Regions from separate parts of the Mus musculus genome. Here region 2 is linked to region 1. A link is a loop called in an ENCODE intact Hi-C map of the cell type or tissue named here. Cell type or tissue: heart. All regions are shown on one strand. Each heading gives the region's core, and the rest is flanking DNA. Links, peaks and the distances in the headings are about the cores only. Region 1 holds the start of Tsen15 (tRNA splicing endonuclease subunit 15). Region 2 overlaps Colgalt2 (collagen beta(1-O)galactosyltransferase 2).

Region 1 (8,334 bases), core at 264-8,263:
CTTGTTCAAACATATGAATCTAGGGCCATACATAAACATAGCATAATGCAGAATACATTTAGCCCAACTTCAAAGGTCCCCATGGTCTATAGCAGTCTCAACAATGTCAAAAGTCCAAAGTTCAAAGTCTCATCTGATCACTTAACTGTAATCCACAGAGCAAGACAGGAAATCAGCTGGGCAAACTCCAAACTCTGCATCTCCATGTCTGATTTCAAGGAGGTCTTCAGATCTCCAATTCCTTTTTATCTTTGTTGACTGCAACAAGCTTCTTTCTCCTGGTCTGGTTCCAGTCCCTATCAACAGCTTTCCTCAGGAGATATCCTATGTCTCTGCTATCTCAAAAATCTTGGGGTCTCCAGGGCAACTTCAATGTTACAGCTTCTTGTTTCAGTGTCTGAGATCCACACATGATCTTCTGGGCTGGCATCACTTCTCCAGCTCTGCCCTCTGTAGCACTCTAAGCTCAGGTTGACTCCACTTGACTGCTGCTGCTGTTCTTGGTGATCATCCCATGGTACTGGCATCTCTAATACACTGGGGTCTTCCTCTGCAATTAGGCTTCACCAATATCATAGGCTCTTTTCATGGTGCCAAGCCACAAATCTTTTGCATGATCCCTTCAGTCCTGGGTCATCAACTGCAATTGACGCTGTACCTTCACCAATGGCCTTTCATGACCTCTCACAATGCCAAACCTCAGTTGTTCTTCATGACCCCTTCAATGCCTTCAAACCCAGTATCAACTGGGTGACTCTTATATATTACCAAGCACAGCTGCACCATGAGGTACAACCTTGGCTACCTCTGGAACACAGTTCCTTTGTGCTCTCAGAAAACACTTCCAAGAAGATTTCACCTCAGTGATGCTGATCTCTTCTTAATCAACACTAATTTCTTAGCTCCAGCTAACCTGCATCAATTGTCCCAATAGTCTCCTTCTCCTCTTGACTATAAAGACTTACAGGTTCAGAGGTGCAGTCCATTATCGTCAAGTCAGGGGAATGGCAGTGTCCAGGCAGGCATGGTGCAGGCAATGCTAAGAGTTCAACATTTTCATCTGAAGGCTGCAGAATACTGACCCCCAGGTAGTTAGGGTGAGGGTCTTAAGTCTTCACCCTTAGTGACACACCTACTCCACAAGGCCACACCTTCTAATACTGCTACTCCCTGAACCAAGCATAAACAAACCATCACACTTTCCAAATATTTTCTAGAAGAATTAGTATCTCACCTACTCTTGAAACAAGAGAATGGGGAGTCGTATGGCTTGTGTGCAAAACATAAATTACAACACACATATATAGATATAATAAAAAAGCTAATGAATAAAAGGCTACATAAAATATGTAGCTCTAAAATGCTACATATTTTAAAACTTGGAGTTAGTGTCTTACACAATGCTATGCAAAAGGCCTTCTTTTTCTTCAACACACTTTGAATCACAATTTAGTGTGGGCTTTTTCTCTTGAGACTAACTGAATTAATGTATCTCTGCATAGATATCACTGATTTTCTTGTAGGAATACAATGGTCTGGGTAAAATATCAGCCTGGGAAATCAATGCTGCAAGTGCCAGGTTACAGAGAATAGGCTTACACATAGTATTCAGGAGGGAAACAGTGTTCACTGCTTCTTGCTTACCCAGCTTTCCCCTTCTATGCCCTTCAGTACTCTACTCTAATGAATTATTGAAGCATTTACAAATGGAAAATTCCTGCAGCCTATCAGAGCTGAAACTCTACCCTGCTGTCTGGTAGATTTCACTCTAAGCTTGCCACAAGAGTCCTTCTGATTCTGTGCTTTAAATGCAAGGTTCTCTGAGAGGCATGAATCCTTTGTGTTTATTCTTAGCCATTCCCAGCCAGCAAGACCTACTTTAAAATCTTCATTCTCTAATCCAGCAGAAAATAAATTCCATTTTTTGTTCACCTCTTAAATAGACAGTGGCATTAAAAGTCAGAAGCACTTTATATAAAGTGTGCATATGTCATTATTTTTCTACACAATAGAATTTAATCTACCTATAAAACGTTTCTACTGCTTTCATTACCCTTTCAGGGCTCTCTCCCCCCTCCACTCTTCTGGTTATCCTTTACCCTCCCCCACTTTTTAAAAGATTTATCTTATATATATGAGTACACTGTAGCTGTCTTCAGACACAACAGAAAAGGCATCAGATCTTATTACAGATGGTTGTGAGCCACCATGTTGTTGCTAGGGATTGAACACAGGACCTCTGGAAGAAAAGTCAGTGTTGAGCACCCCTCCAGCCCTTGCTCTACCTTGTTAAGGTAGAGGCAGATGCTCACAGCCAACCACTGGACTGAGCACAGAGACCCCAATGGAGGAGTTAGAGAAAGGACTGAAGGAGCTGAAGGGGTTTGCAACCCCATAGGAAGAACAACAATATCAACCAACTAGACACCCCCCCCCCAACCAGAGCTTCCAAGAACTAAACCACAAACCAAAGAGTACACATGGAGGGACCCATGACTGCATATGTAGCAGAGAATAGCCTTGTCTGGCATCAATGGGAAGAGAGGCCCTTAGTCCTGTGAAGCCTTGATGCCCCAGTATAGGGGAATGCCATTGCAAGGAGTCGAGAGTGGATGGGTAATCCTCATAGAAGCAGTGGGAGCGGGATGGGATAGGAGGGGAAACCAGTAAAGGGGATAACAGTTGAAATATAAAATAAATAAAATAGCCAATCAAAAGAAAAAAGAAAAAAAAAAAAAGAAAATCTTCCCTTGCAGATGTTGGAGTGTTGTTCACATAGAATCTACTCTCAGATCTCCCTCCTGAGTTCCAGGATCTCCATTCTCAGTTTAGCAACCAAATGCTATTAACTCTTTGACCGATTTAAGCTCTAGGAGCCAGAGAGGAGAGTTTCTTCATTTCTGATCTCTTGAATTAGTGTCAGTGTTTGCTGCTTCAGGGAGCCTCCTAATTTTAGTAGTATTTGCTTTTGGGAGAATGTGTCAACAGCTGTTTTATGGAGGCAAAAATAATGATTTCATATGAATCTTTGTAGGTGGAGTTTGCTCGTAGTTAGTTTTCTGATATATTTAAGGTTTTCTCTTTTTCTTTTCTTCAACAATGGGAACTCATGTCTCGTTTAATTGGTACTTTTTTTATCATTTTGTAATGGCAAATTTATTTCATTGAAATTGTGAAAAAAATTGGCCATCATTTCTTCAGTGTTTTCTACCTCCTTCTCCTATTAGTTCACTAACATGGGGCAACTCCTTAAGGCGTTGTTCATTCTCTGCGTGTTCGTTTACTGTGACAGGTTTTGATCTATAGTCCAGGCTGATCTAGAACTCACTCTGTAGACTCAGCTGGGCTCAACATCACAATCCTCCCATTTCAGCCTCCTGAATACTGAGATCATGATCATTCACCACTAAGCCTGGCACTTTGCCCCCTGCCACCCTCACACTTATGAAAATAACATCTCACTCTTTGTTCATCTGTAGTGATTTCTCTTGATCTATCTGCAACTTCACCTGCTCTTCCCCCCAAATTCCATTTTGGTTGTCAAAAATCACCCACTGGAAATCTTTATTTCCAAAACTGTAATCTTGAACTACAGAATACCTATTTGGATTTTAAAAAAAATTTTCATTTTTGAGATTTGACCCTTGAGATTTCCATCCATTAAAAATATGGTTTGTTGTATTTCATTGCTGATGGATGTAATGGTCTCATCAAAGTTTTGTTTCAACACAAGATTCTTTTTTTTTTTTTTTTTTTTTTTTTTTTGGTTTTTCGAGACAGGATTTCTCTGTGAAGCCCTGGCTGTTCTGGAACTCTCTCTGTAGACCAGGCTGGCCTCGAATTCAGAAATCCACCTGCCTCTGCCTCCCAAGTGCTGGGATTAAAGGCGTGGGCCACCACTGCCTGGTTCAACACAAGATTCTTAATCTACTGCGTTTTGAATCACAAGTTTTCTTTTGCCTGGTACTTTTTTAATTTTGGAAGCCTTTTTGGTCTTGGTTAATATAGTGGCTTTGTAACCACTCCTCTTAATACCAGGAACCTCCACTGGCTCCTTTCTTACTCAGGGTAAATCCAAACCCACTTGCCATGTCCTACCCATCAGTCTGAAGGGTCACATCTTTGGCTTTTTAAGTCATTTGTTTACGTTAGTTCTCAGTACCCGTTCAACACTTCATGTTTTTTTCTAATCTTGAAAGATGGACTTGCTTTACAACTGTGTTTTAATTTTAAACTTCGACAGCAGGGCATTGAATGGGGTCTTTTTCTGCTCCCAGGAATTGAAGGCAAAGACGGGTTAAGAATCCTTCATTTCTCAAGCTAGAGAGCACGGGTTTATGAAGGGCTGAAGAATTCTGAATTCAGGTTATTAGTTAACTTTCTCTACCCTACAACCTGCCCAGACTGGAGGTGGTGAAGAGGGAAGGTGGAGGGGGCGGAGCTCATCCGCGCTGGTGCCGGTCCCTAGTCAGAGGGCGTGGCCCGGCCAACTCTCCGCCCAGTGTGCGCGGCGGGAAGCGGAACTCCCGCGCGCTGGACCGTCTGCTTCTGGCCGAGCGGGGTTTGCGGTGCACCACGGCTTTCTGCGCGGGCGGCATGGAGGAGCGCAGCGATTCCAAACCTACCCCGGGATGTAGCGGGCCTGGCCCGGCTCCCGTTCGCGATGGCGGCGGCGCCCACACATGGGCTCCGGAGGACGCCTGGATGGGCACACACCCTAAGGTCAGGAGGCGCGAGGCCAGCAGGGCGCCGACCCGGCCCTCGGCACCGCGCTCCCTCTCCGGCCCGCGTCTCGGCGGAGGACGCACGCCAGCCTCGCGGCGTGGGGTAGGGGGGGACCCCCGAGTGCAAGGCCACTGGTCGCCCGCAGTGTCATTTTTGTTTGTTTATATGAGTTATATAGTATAGATTAACACCATTCCTGTCATGCTGCCAAGGCCACTCTTAACCCAGAGGCCGCTGATGAGCCCTCCATTAATACCTGTTTTCCTAACTATGTAGTCCTTTCTGAGATGGGCTGAGTCCACAGCTAACCGATCAGAAACAGTTTGTGGACTACGGCTGAGATCTAGGAGTCCGCAAATAATGTATTTAGGCACAGTCGTATTACACTTAGCCTTAGGCCCAAAGTGTGCATCTTGATTCTGTATGGGGACAGAATCCTAATTTTTCTTCTTTCTTGGAAAGCTTGAGTAAGTTCTTGTACAGGCCAGAGAACTATTGACATTGTATTTTCTGTGTTGGCCTCAAGGAAAATAAGGATAACCTTCTGCTTGCTTCTGCTTGGGAAATTGATAACTTTGTATCCGTTAAGCCACAAGCAGTCTGCTGATAATGAATGAAGGCTGTACAGAGACCTCCAGGACTGGTTCATTAATAAAATGGCAACTCCCCCCTTTGAGAGTTATTGAGTCGGATAAGTGTGTTAAAACAATCAAGGAAAGCGAATATTTGTAAATACAAATCTTAAAAAAGGAACCTTTCAGCACTTCATGAAGCTTGGTGGGTTTTTTTATTTTTTGTTTTTGTTTGTTTGTTTTGGTTTTGGTTTTTCGAGACAGGGTTTCTCTGTATAGCCCTGGCTGTCCTGGAACTCACCTTGTAGACCAGGGTGGTCTAGAACTCAGAAATCCGCCTGCCTCTGCCTCCCGAGTGCTGGGATTAAAGGTGTGAGCCATCACGCCCATCTATGCTTGGTGTTTTCTTTGATTTCCCATCATCGACTCCATAAACAATAGCGTGGGAATGTCACTAGTTACCATAACGACAGGGGAGGATGTAGAGAGAAACAGAGAAGACATCAACAGTGACTAGGAACATGGAGGCCAGTTCAGACTTCCCAAGTTTGAATCTTATTTCTGTTTCAAAGTTGGTAAACTTTGACTTGTTTGACTTCATCGCAGTTCTGTTTCAATTTTTTGACGTGTCTCGGTATATTTACCTCTCTTCATTAAAAAATAGGGATAATGGTAGTACTTAACCTCATAGGGTAATGTTTATAAGGTGTCTGACATAAAAAGTACTATATAAGTATTAGTAACCCATTGAAACTCCATCTAGGTTTGATGTTGCCTCTAGACAGTTTTCTTACTTGCAGATTCTTTTCCCATTGAACTTAATGGCTGTATAAACCACCAAATCTTCCTGATTTTTTTTTTTTCTTCCAGGAACAACAAATTAGACCTTGTAGCCTAACACAAAGTGATGTCTCAGTACCACTGTCAAGCACTTTTTGAGATCTGGGGCACGTAAAGTCCTTCTTTTGAACCTGCACATTTATCATGCAGCCAATTAGGTCTGCCCTCTCAAGGTTCTGGAATATCTGATCAGCCATACCTGCCCCACTGTGTGTGGATGCCCAGGGCCTTACCACACCTGCCCCACTGTGTGGATGCCCAGGGCCTTACCACACCTGCCCCACTGTGTGGATGCCCAGGGCCAGGGCCTTACCACACCTGCCCCACTGTGTGTGGATGCCCAGGGCCTCCCTGCAGGGGTAGATTCCTGGGATTTTCCTATTACAGCTAGCAAGTCTGAAAGAAGTAATTTGCTTCTTTAAAGCTCAAATAACTCCCACTCAAGAGCAGGAGGTGTTCAGAATTTAGCAGATTTTTTTCTATATGCAAATTAGATGCCAGAGAAATTGAGGCATCCCATAACGTAGCCCAATGAAAATCTAAATTTTTTTCTGCTCCTGGTGGCAATGATTCTTTATAGACTTGACTTTCTGTAGCTTATTCTTGGTTGCCATAATTTCTCCCACTGGACCATTGCGCTTCTCCATACACTCAAGTCCTGCAAGGCTGACTGCATCTATTCTGTCATGAAAAGATCACCAGTTCATGCCCTGAGAATACTTCCTCTGACCTAGTCTGTTATTGTTTTATAACTCATGCTTTTAATAATTGTCATTTACCTACCAGCTTTAAGTATAGCTAGTCCTCCAGAATGGAGGATTTGCTAAATAATTTTTAATTGAAAACATTTGAAAAAAATATCCTTTACATTGTACATGTGCAGACTTTTATTATTATTTCTAAACATTATGTAGCACTTAAAATAACCTATAGATGGTTTAAAGACTACACAGATTATATATAAATATTCTTGCATTTTATATAAGGGACCTGAATATCCTTAGATTTTGGTGATTGATAAGATAGTGTTTTTCTTGCATGAAGGGAGACTGCATGGATGTATTTAACAATTGTAGATTTCTTTTTTTAGAGGCAGAGATAAGACCTTACATTCTTTTAACTTCCATTATATCCAGAAGATGGTTTATGTCCATATATGTATATATATTTTATATGCATATATTTAGTGAATATTTGTTAAATGAAAGAAAATATTGAGCCATTATTTTCTTCTCTATTTAACAATTCCGTTTTGATTTTCAGTATTTAGAAATGATGGAATTAGATATAGGAGATGCCACCCAAGTTTATATAGCATTCTTGGTTTACCTGGATCTCATGGAGAGTAAGTTGCTTGTTTATATTGGTTTGCTATTGGGGTGTGGGAGGTTGGGGCATTGGGTTGTTATGTAGGGTTGTTCACATATAATAAGCAAACATCTTTTCATTTATTATTAATTTTGCCAGTTAATTTTACATTTCTTTATTGATTTACATTGGGACTTACTAGGTCATGGAAAAGATTAGAAAAACAAAGAGAGGAGGTAATATTACGAGTGCAGTTTGTTCAGCTGAGTATTAGAAGTTTAGAATGCTTATCTTTGCTTTTGAATGAGTGCATATGTCCATTCTTGATGCTCTTTCAGGTAAAAGTTGGCATGAAGTAAACTGTGTAGGAATACCAGAACTACAACTCATCTGCCTCCTTGGCACTGAGATCGAAGGGGAAGGGCTGCAGACGGTGGTGCCTACACCCATTTCTGCTTCCCTCAGCCATAATAGGTGAGCGAGGACTTTTGTCCTAGTTTAAAAGATCCTTGCCTGTTAGACTCTTTGTGGATTTTCTTTCTTTCTTGTTTTTTTCTTCACTTTTATAAGTTCTTTTTATATTTTTGTCAATAATCTTTCATTGGTTGTATGTTCCAGTTTTTAAATCCACCCCGTGACATTTTTAAGGTACGCTTTAACAAGTAACATCATAATTTGAGTATAACCCCATGCACCCATCCTTTCTTTCATGATCACCATTGTTGTGCCTAGCTTAAGGTGTATTTCCTGCTTGGCATTCTAAGTAAAGGTTTTTAATTTCTAAAAGGTAGCAGGAGATCCTGTGTTTGAAAAATGACAGAGGAGGAAAAGGGCTTCCTTTCTCCTGAATAACCTCTGTCCCCCTCATTTTCAACAGAGCTCCCCGACA
Region 2 (8,334 bases), core at 73-8,072, 120 kb before region 1:
TTTCTCTCAGACATCCATGATCCTCATTTATATGACAGCAGACAGCCAAGCCTTCAACAGACTCTTATCTGAGAATGTACACTACGGTATGTCTATTTGATAACTTTTTGAATAATTAGTATATCAGATATATCAGAGAGAGGGAGAGAGAGAGCTAGAGCTATCAGACATTTTGTTGGGGCTGTAGTTTGCAGTTTGTGTTGTGCGGGGGGGGGGGGGGGGGGGGGAGAGCGCAGATCGGACTGCTGGGAAGACAGGCTCCCTGGTCGCTTACTACCTTAGGCAAGTTCTATACTTAGCATTGCCTTAGCTGAGAAGCGGTAACTGACAGGCACTCCTATCCCTCGAGGTTTATTCAGAGTGAGAGAGCGTGCACAAAAAGCTCTTCATTTGAGTGCAGTCTCAGCTGGCTGCAGTCTTCCTTCAGGCCCAGGGCAAGGGAGCCCCAACATTCTTGGCTGGGGGAGCAGCCCCCATTCCAGACGGGAAAATCACAGGGGTAGAGCTTCCATGTGTGGAACAGCACCCTGGAAAAATCTTAGCCTGCTGCTGCTGCTGTCTGACTCACGGAGTTGGAGCACATCTGGGGCTCTGGCAGCTTGTTTCTTGTCTGTGATCCAGAGAGACTCATGAAGACAGGCATGTGGGCTCTGCGCAGCCTCCCTGGCCAGCCTTCAGGCTTTGCAAGTGAGGACCTTTGACAGGCGAGCTGAGCCCTGTGCTGGAGTGTCCCTCTGAGGGCCCCCACCTTCCTGGATGCCCTCTGCATCTGCAGACCTGTAGGGAGAACCTTGCTCACTCCTGGGTCCTCTTCTGTGAGAATAATCTCTGCCTCTTTCTGTAGGAAGGGGCTTTGGCGCCAAAGGCATTCGCATGCCTGAATCCAGGTTACTCCTGTCCCACCATTTCATCACAGGCCTAAGCTCACCTCAGCTTCCCACTGTGGTAGGATTAAGGATAAAGTGGTCAATTTAAAGACTAGGCTGGTACCACTACCATTAAACCTGCCTTCTGCCACTGGTTTCCACTTGCTTGCTTTCCTGTCCAGTCTCTGCACCAAGATCACTACCTCCAAGCATGGCCTGGCACTCTCTTTTCTCCTCTTGTCCTGTCGTTCTGTCTCAGAGATCCCTCTGGCATGAGGACTTTGCTGTGCAGGCTCCCACTTTCCTCTCCACTCATGGGTAGTCCCTCCCCTCAAATCCGCTTGGTTTCCTCCTGCATGGCCAGGTTGAACAATCATACAATCCTCTTCAAGTCTTCACACTACCATGCTGGTTTAGAATAGCAGTTCAAACCTTGCTGCTCACACCAGCAGCACTCTGGCGAGTCAGCTGCAGTCTGCATGCATGCCCGTTCCACACGTCTGGTTCCCCATCTTCACTGACAACTTATAAGAAACAGAAAGCTGTCCACTGCAGCCCAAAGGGCATCTTTCTTCCAGGATCGTGATTCTGGACAGCGCTGGGCTGGGGACTGTGCAGAGGAGCTCTCTTAAGGTCCCCAGGGGCTTCTAAGCAGATGCCCTTCAGACCTTGGAAGTGTTCCCACATGGCCTTTGACTTCCACACCCATTTCAGGGGAAACTAAGCTGAAGAAACTAGGGCGGGGTCTAAGAACAAATGTAGATTATTCAAAAAGTCCAGAGAATTGATTCTTAGATGATTCTTCGTTCCACCTTCCTGCCCTTCTCAGGTCAGGGGAAGGATGGCTCCAGGTTTGAGCAGGAGCAGCATCATTGGTGTGGTAGAGGCAGCCCACGTGAGACCATTTTAATTATGAACATGCGCAGTGGGAGAAAGAAAGCAAACACACACACGGACAAAGATACACACACACACACACACACATGGATGGAGAAGGGGGGCAGGAGAGAATTTATAGTAAATTCATAGGGCAGAGAGGAAGTCAGCCTCCTGTCTCCCCAAATTTGAATGGCATAGCTCACCATTGACCCTTAGGTCCCACCCAGTGTCTAACACTTCCATCAACATTTCTTCCTAAACACTAAAGCAAGTTCATCTTTTCCTGTCCTTGTCATGAGAGGAGGTGCCATTTTCCGTGCAGTCTTTGGTAGCATGATTACTAAAGCCACCACCGTTCTCCAAGCAGGCAAACAGAAAACCCTAGGCTTTTCTTCCTTGCCTCAGCTGCCCTGTGCTGAGGGGTCTGTCACCTGAGGTTCACAGAGGACCCTACGAGTCCTTTCACCTTCCGGCTTCATCTCTCAGCCACACTTAGGAGAATGTCCCTGAGGCAGCAGGTTGTTTCTGGAGAAAAGAGCCCTGCGAAACTCTGTATGACCATACCGACAAACTCCAGGGCTGCCTGTCCTCTGGTGTAAGTCATTCCATTTCGTCTTCTCAAGACCTCTGCCTCATTTCAGCTTTATTTTGATTGATATCAGTCAAGGCAATCGATCGCTTGTGGATCATTCCCTTCCCCTCCTTGGTTGGAAAGAGTATCTCAAACACACTGTGGTGTCATTGTGTCCTGCCCCCTGCGGGGGTGCGTGGGCACAGCTGGCATGTCTGCCACTCAGAGGAGTCAAGACAAAGACAGGATGGTGGTCCACAGCCCATGGCTTTCCAGAAGGAGAAACAGCAGAGTCTGGGATGAATGTTGTGGTTCCTGGTCTCCTATGTACCAGGCACCATCTGCATACCGCTAGGAGTGAGGAACCAGGATTCTGGTCCACAGGAAGAGAAAACATGGAGTCCTGGATGGGCTGAACTCAGAGTGGGTGACTCAGAGTCTGATTCAGTGTGGGTGTCAAGAGAATATGGAGGACTTGGAAGAGAAAATGCCCTCTCTTGTAAATTTGGGCATGGCTCTTTACGATGAAGGCCTCCCCTGCAGCAATCCTTGATGAAGAGACGATCCTTGCTTATTCATACGGCTTTGTTTGCTGGAGGATGTGAAGGCATACACTGTGGAAAGCCTCCTGGGATGTCATCCTTACTCACTTGTTCCAACCGTAAAGAGAAATAGTAAGATCAACAGGTTTGTGCCCGAATGGGAACCTTTCTGGCTTCAGGCACCAATCTTATCCCAGAAGCATCTTCACTGTCTGTCCAGACAGGAACCAAACCTAGAATCCTAGACTTCCTCCCCAAACAGCAGCCTCTGTCTTCACAATCAGTATGTAAGCAAGTCAGCTTGTCGGCATTACCTCTGTCCAGTTCCATCATTGGACCCAACACTCCCACCCATCCTCCCATTAACGCTGGATGGTCTTTCACAGGCCCTCCTTCCACTGTGCTGAAAAAGCAGCTCCAATCCTCTAGGATGCTAGAACCCACTTTCCCCCCTTTTAGTCTCTGAAATACAGCTACCTGCCTGTGTGGTTCCTAAATTGACTGGATTCCCACAAAGGTGGGCACCTGCCCTTGCCTCCTGAGAGTTTCCATTCCCCAAACAGGGCCTGAAACCAGGTCATGCTCACACATGGTTCTGGAGACTTGGGGCGGGGGCGGAGATTTGATTTGAAATACTAGAGTCATTCTCCCTACCATTTTATCTTTGAATGGTTAGATAGACCACGTGTTAGCACAACAGTGAGCACTCTGCCTTGAACATATGGCATACCCTCAATTTCCTCTAGGGGGACACTTCTGCCTTGAACATATGGCATACCCTCAACTTCCTCTAGGGGGACTCTTCTGCCTTGAACATATGGTATAATCCCTGCCAGCTTGCATAATGCTACTCATCTGCCCACAGCAGCTCCCACAGCATGGGCAGGGCAGTAGCTGCCCTGTCTCATTTGCCTTGGGATCCCATGACAGTTCCGGATGCTCTCTGGTTTTCAACACTGATGCAGATGTGGCAGTCCTGGTAGTGTTGGTCAGTGGCAAGGGTTTGAAGAGCCAAGCAGCAAGCATAATTTAGGAATTTAGAACATTTGCTTTTATTTATATGGAGAGCTCCAGAAGGCAGCTGGTCTCTTCCCTATGCTGAAACAGTACAGCAAGACAGACCAGGGTATGTGGATGCCCACTCCTTCAAGTGCCCAAGGGATGCCAAGGATGAGTCTTCTGCAGACTGCAGGGGGCAGCCCACAGGGCAGTGCTTACACTATCAAGGTCAGGCTTTTCCCTCAGAAGATCACAGTTTGGATCCTGAGAGGAATCTGCATGGGCTTCAGCCTCTCAGGCACCAAGAGCGGGCTCCAGGGCCAGAGACAGAGCTCTGTACCGAAGGCCTCAAGTGTCACTCACCGCAATGGCCAGTGTCTAAGTTGAAGAGCAGAAGGGAGGCTTGGCAAGCTATCTGGATTGCTAAAAAGATGGCTTTTTAAAGTGCTAGATTCGCAGTTCGTAATAGTTCACAAGAATATTACAAGGGACTCAAATCTGAGCAGGCAGAAACACAGGCTGGGCTAGACTAACAGAACCAGAACTTTATTCACAGTTAGAAAAGGTCCTAATCTAGAATTCAAACTTTGAAATCCAATGTCTTTTAAGAATGAAAATTCTTAAATCCGTCAGACCAGCTGACAGGGCAAACGGGAGAAAGTTACCCATTAAGACAGCAACAGAAACGAAAACAACAAAAACAACAACAACACAAAACATAACTCAGTCTCCCTTCACTTCCAGTGCCCCAGCCACCTCCCACTCCTATAAAATACACAGTTAAAGCCAGGCATTCTTGCACACATTCAAATCACAAACAAAATACCGAACACCCAAGGAGACCTTAGGAACCACTTAGGGTTCCTCATGAGCTCCTTAATGCTCTTCTCTTTTTCTCTAGATGAGAAGACACAAGCTGGGGCTGGATAAGCCTGGTTTCTCAGCTTCAGTCAAGAAGCCTGAATCATACCCAGGAAGGAAGGGTGGCTGAGGTGAAGCACCACAAGCACTCTCAACAGCTGGCTGGGAATCCTGACACTGTGTGTGACACAGTCCAGCATTGCACCTGACATTAAATTACCTATGAAGAATTAGGAAAAAGTTTTAGGGGACTTTTTTGGAGAAAGGTGTCTAATTAGGATTTTTGGCTCTGAGAGCTGTGGATCGTTGACTTAAATCTATTGTCTAGGCCAGTGTCTTATATATCCACTGGAGAATAAGTTACTCCTAACTGGTTAGCTTCTCACCAGCGGTCTTCCCTGCAAAAGCCAAGCTGGGAAATTCAGGCAATTCAGATGCGCAGACTCACGTGTCAATACTGACATTGCCCAGTGTGCAGTGAGAGTCTGAGACATCTGTTCCTCTGCTTGCTTCACCCTACAGACGATGGTTTTTCCACTTTGGTAAAATAAATAATTCAGAATATAATGAAAATCCAAAACGAGGACAAGTGTGAGGCTGAAATGTATTCTGACCCTCAACAGTGACTTATTAAACTCATCAACAGTGACTTATTACACTCACACCTGCAGTTCCTCCCCAGGCGAAGGGGTGACATATAAGGTGTGAGGTTCTGGGTCACCCCATCCCTCACAACCTGTATATATTACAGTTTTTTATAAATAGACATATTGGACTTAAGCCACAATACAAATGCCAAGGGTTTAGATCTTTCCCCCATAAATATCTAAATATTATAGCCACATGGCACCTAGACATTTTGATGAACACTCTAGCTGCCATGATGGTCAAGAGCCCATGTCGCTACCCAAGCCAGTTACGTACTCCATTGGATAATAACCACTGAGCCATCGCTCCAGCTCTCACTCCATGGGATAATAAAGCCAAGAAGAAAACATCCACTTTGCAACAAACTCATGACAGAGCTCCTTTGAATAAAAGCCCAATTAATGGTTTGGTTTCCCCATTCCCAGACACTTGTTACATAGTACAGTTTTCAAGGTCACATCAATTAGATGAATAAATGTAGTCTAGATGGCTTGATGATTTCAGGGTCACATCTGCCACATAAAATGGACCACTTAGATTAGTAAACAAGGTCCACTGGCTTGTCTGTGTTGACTGCTCACTTACTGATGTGACAGCTTGGGGTGCCATTTCTTGGATGAGAATATGAGCCATGTTGCCACACCAGTGTGGCTAACCGCATTCTCTAGCTAGTGAGCAGAACTGGGCATTTGGACTGAAGTTTAACCTAGATATTCCAGTAATGGCTTCCTAGGGAATTTGGTTTTTAATTTCTCTGTTCTTCACTATACAAATGATATAATTTTGATGAGTCACATCAAACCACTTGATTAGATGACTGCCATCTCTACAAAACAAAACCCCAAACTGGAGCAAACAGATGAGTAGCCCTTTAGAAAATCCAGACAGTGATGAACCTTGCAGACCACACACCCAGGAAGCTTTCAGAGTTCGTCTCTTGAAGGCACAGTGTCCAGGGAAGTTGGCGGTGGAAGTGCTTCCGTGTTCTTGGCGGTGCTGCGGATGTGTCCTTGCTTCCGGGATTTCCAGGAGTGTGTCCTGTCCCAGTCAGTGGCCACTGTCTCATTGTCCCAGATGGTTGACGTTTCTGTGTCGCTCAGATAGCCTGGCTGGCCTGTGTAGTGCGTAGGGTAGATGAGCAGAGGCTCTGCGGAGAAGGCTTTCAAGTCCCTGGACTCATAATACTCCTTGTACTCAGCCCTGTAAACAAGAGGTGCACAGCCACATGAGGGGCGGAAAGAAGTCTCAGGGAATGGGGAAGGCAGAGAGCCCTGCTTGTCATCTCTGAAACTGCCTGGGTACATTTCTTGCTTTTGTAAAGTTCTATCGATTGTGGAGAACCTTAGACTACAAACACAAAAAGGATTTCTTTAAAGTGTTGAGAAGGTCTGTAGAGACAAGCAAAACCGGTTGCGGTTGGGTAGAACAGTTTAGTGAAAGAGCTTCAAGTCTTACTCTGAAAGGTAAGACATCAACTCTATTGGACTCACAGCGATAAATAAACATGACCAATTCTCAATCAGTGTTCCATTCCTGTTTCCACTGATAAAGAAATGAGGACATCTGAGACCTGGAGAGCCACAATGGGGTAAGGGACATGGAGAAGGTTTGGAGGCATGCTAGCTGGCCATCGCACCCCAGTTCTTGCTTGCTGCCCTGGCTCTATGCAGTTGTAAAACTAGAGGGACATCTTTGCTTCCTCCAAGGGTTCCTTGAAAGTTACGTGAAGGATATCTATACAGTATCTTTGTCCACAGGAGAATTAAGTGCTATGTTCCTTTCTGTTTCAGGAGATAGTGGCTTGACTCTATATCTCTGTCAGTATACAGAGGTAACGCATATTGTGTAAAAGATGGCAGATAGCTCCATCTTTACTGGTGACAAGATAAAATGATCAAGCTGTATCGTGGGGACCTCAACAGCTAAAAGGAAGGTCCGAGTTGGAGATCACTTAGCAACTGAGAGAAGGGATCAAGGTCAGAACCTGGCCTCCTGCTCCACTCATGATTTTAGGACACATTGCTTCAGCAGCTATTACAAATACTCTAAGGGTCTAAGAGATGTGTGGCTATTTCTGCCTCTAAGAATTTATAGCCCACTGTGAGGACTAACAGGTAACTGCCATTTACTAGACCCTTTGATAAGTATCGGGTCAGTCAGCAGGGCCTTGGGCATTGAGTACTGTATTCCTCCTTTCTTGGATATCTGGCTCAGATGCCATCTTCTCTTCCCCTGAATTTCTTGCCACCTCCATGACTATGAGTGAGCGTCATGAGACATCATGATGATTTGTTCACGGGTCTGTGTTATCTCCCTGGGTTTGAATACTAAGAGGATGTGTACTCTACTACCTAGTGCTACACACATGGGGTGAGCAGAGTGAAGCTAGAATAAATCTAGGGTGGCCTAAGAAAGATGACCTTTAGCTTCAGTTATGTGAAGTTAGAAAGTCAGAAGAACATAGACAAGTAGATTCTGAGCAGACCATTATCCTGTGCACTGAGTAATGAAGAGGATGTTAGACAAGGCAGTTACCTCCTCTGTCTCATCCTTTCTGTCCATTCAAAGATCTACTAAACTTTTCCAGGTTATAATTATGAAAGGATTCTTTAGGAAACCCATACAACTATAAAAACACCAAGTTCCACCCAGGAGGCTAAGTTTGTGAACAGTATGTGACCAAGGGACAGGTGGCCATGGAAGGAGACTTACACAGGATGCTTGTTGTACATGATTGGCAGAAACTCATCCACTGGCAACATCTTCCCAAAGGGATCGGCTCCGACAAGCTTCTGTGCTCCTTCCAGGGAAATGGCGTAGCCCAGGGTCCAGTAGGAATAATCAGCTTCGACGAGATTTACAACATTGGGCACTGCCTTCTCTGGCTCTTTGACTTGCATTCTTTTTCGACCGATGTAACTGTAAGGAGATGGAAAGAAGAGAAGAGTTCCAAGTTGAATATTAGAAT

The links. Hi-C counts contacts between places; a loop is a spot of excess contacts. Peaks named below come from ENCODE experiments on the same cell type or tissue, not always from the same donor. Only the 100,000 strongest peaks of a DNase experiment are listed, where the experiment ranks them.
Region 2: it touches region 1 in a loop (7-fold over the local background); 6 of 42 quality-filtered maps call a loop at or near these places.

The regions. Positions count from the first base shown.
Region 1 is chr1:152,382,847-152,391,180 of GRCm38, reverse strand. Tsen15 (tRNA splicing endonuclease subunit 15) reads left to right here and starts at 4,499. Exons shown (of 5, transcript NM_025677.3): 1 at 4,499-4,722; 2 at 7,401-7,482; 3 at 7,784-7,919. The coding sequence starts at 4,597. In heart, for the core only: a CTCF peak has its summit at 4,515; a DNase peak (open chromatin) is centred at 4,540; H3K4me3 peaks cover 1,201 bases; H3K27ac peaks cover 740 bases.
Region 2 is chr1:152,506,744-152,515,077 of GRCm38, reverse strand. Colgalt2 (collagen beta(1-O)galactosyltransferase 2) reads right to left here. Exons shown (of 12, transcript NM_177756.4): 11 at 8,079-8,285; 12 at 4,383-6,566. The coding sequence ends at 6,290. Among named protein-coding and RNA genes, the nearest start is that of Gm51749, 29 kb to the left of the region's middle. In heart, for the core only: a CTCF peak has its summit at 3,620; DNase peaks (open chromatin) are centred at 577 and 3,657; H3K27ac peaks cover 515 bases.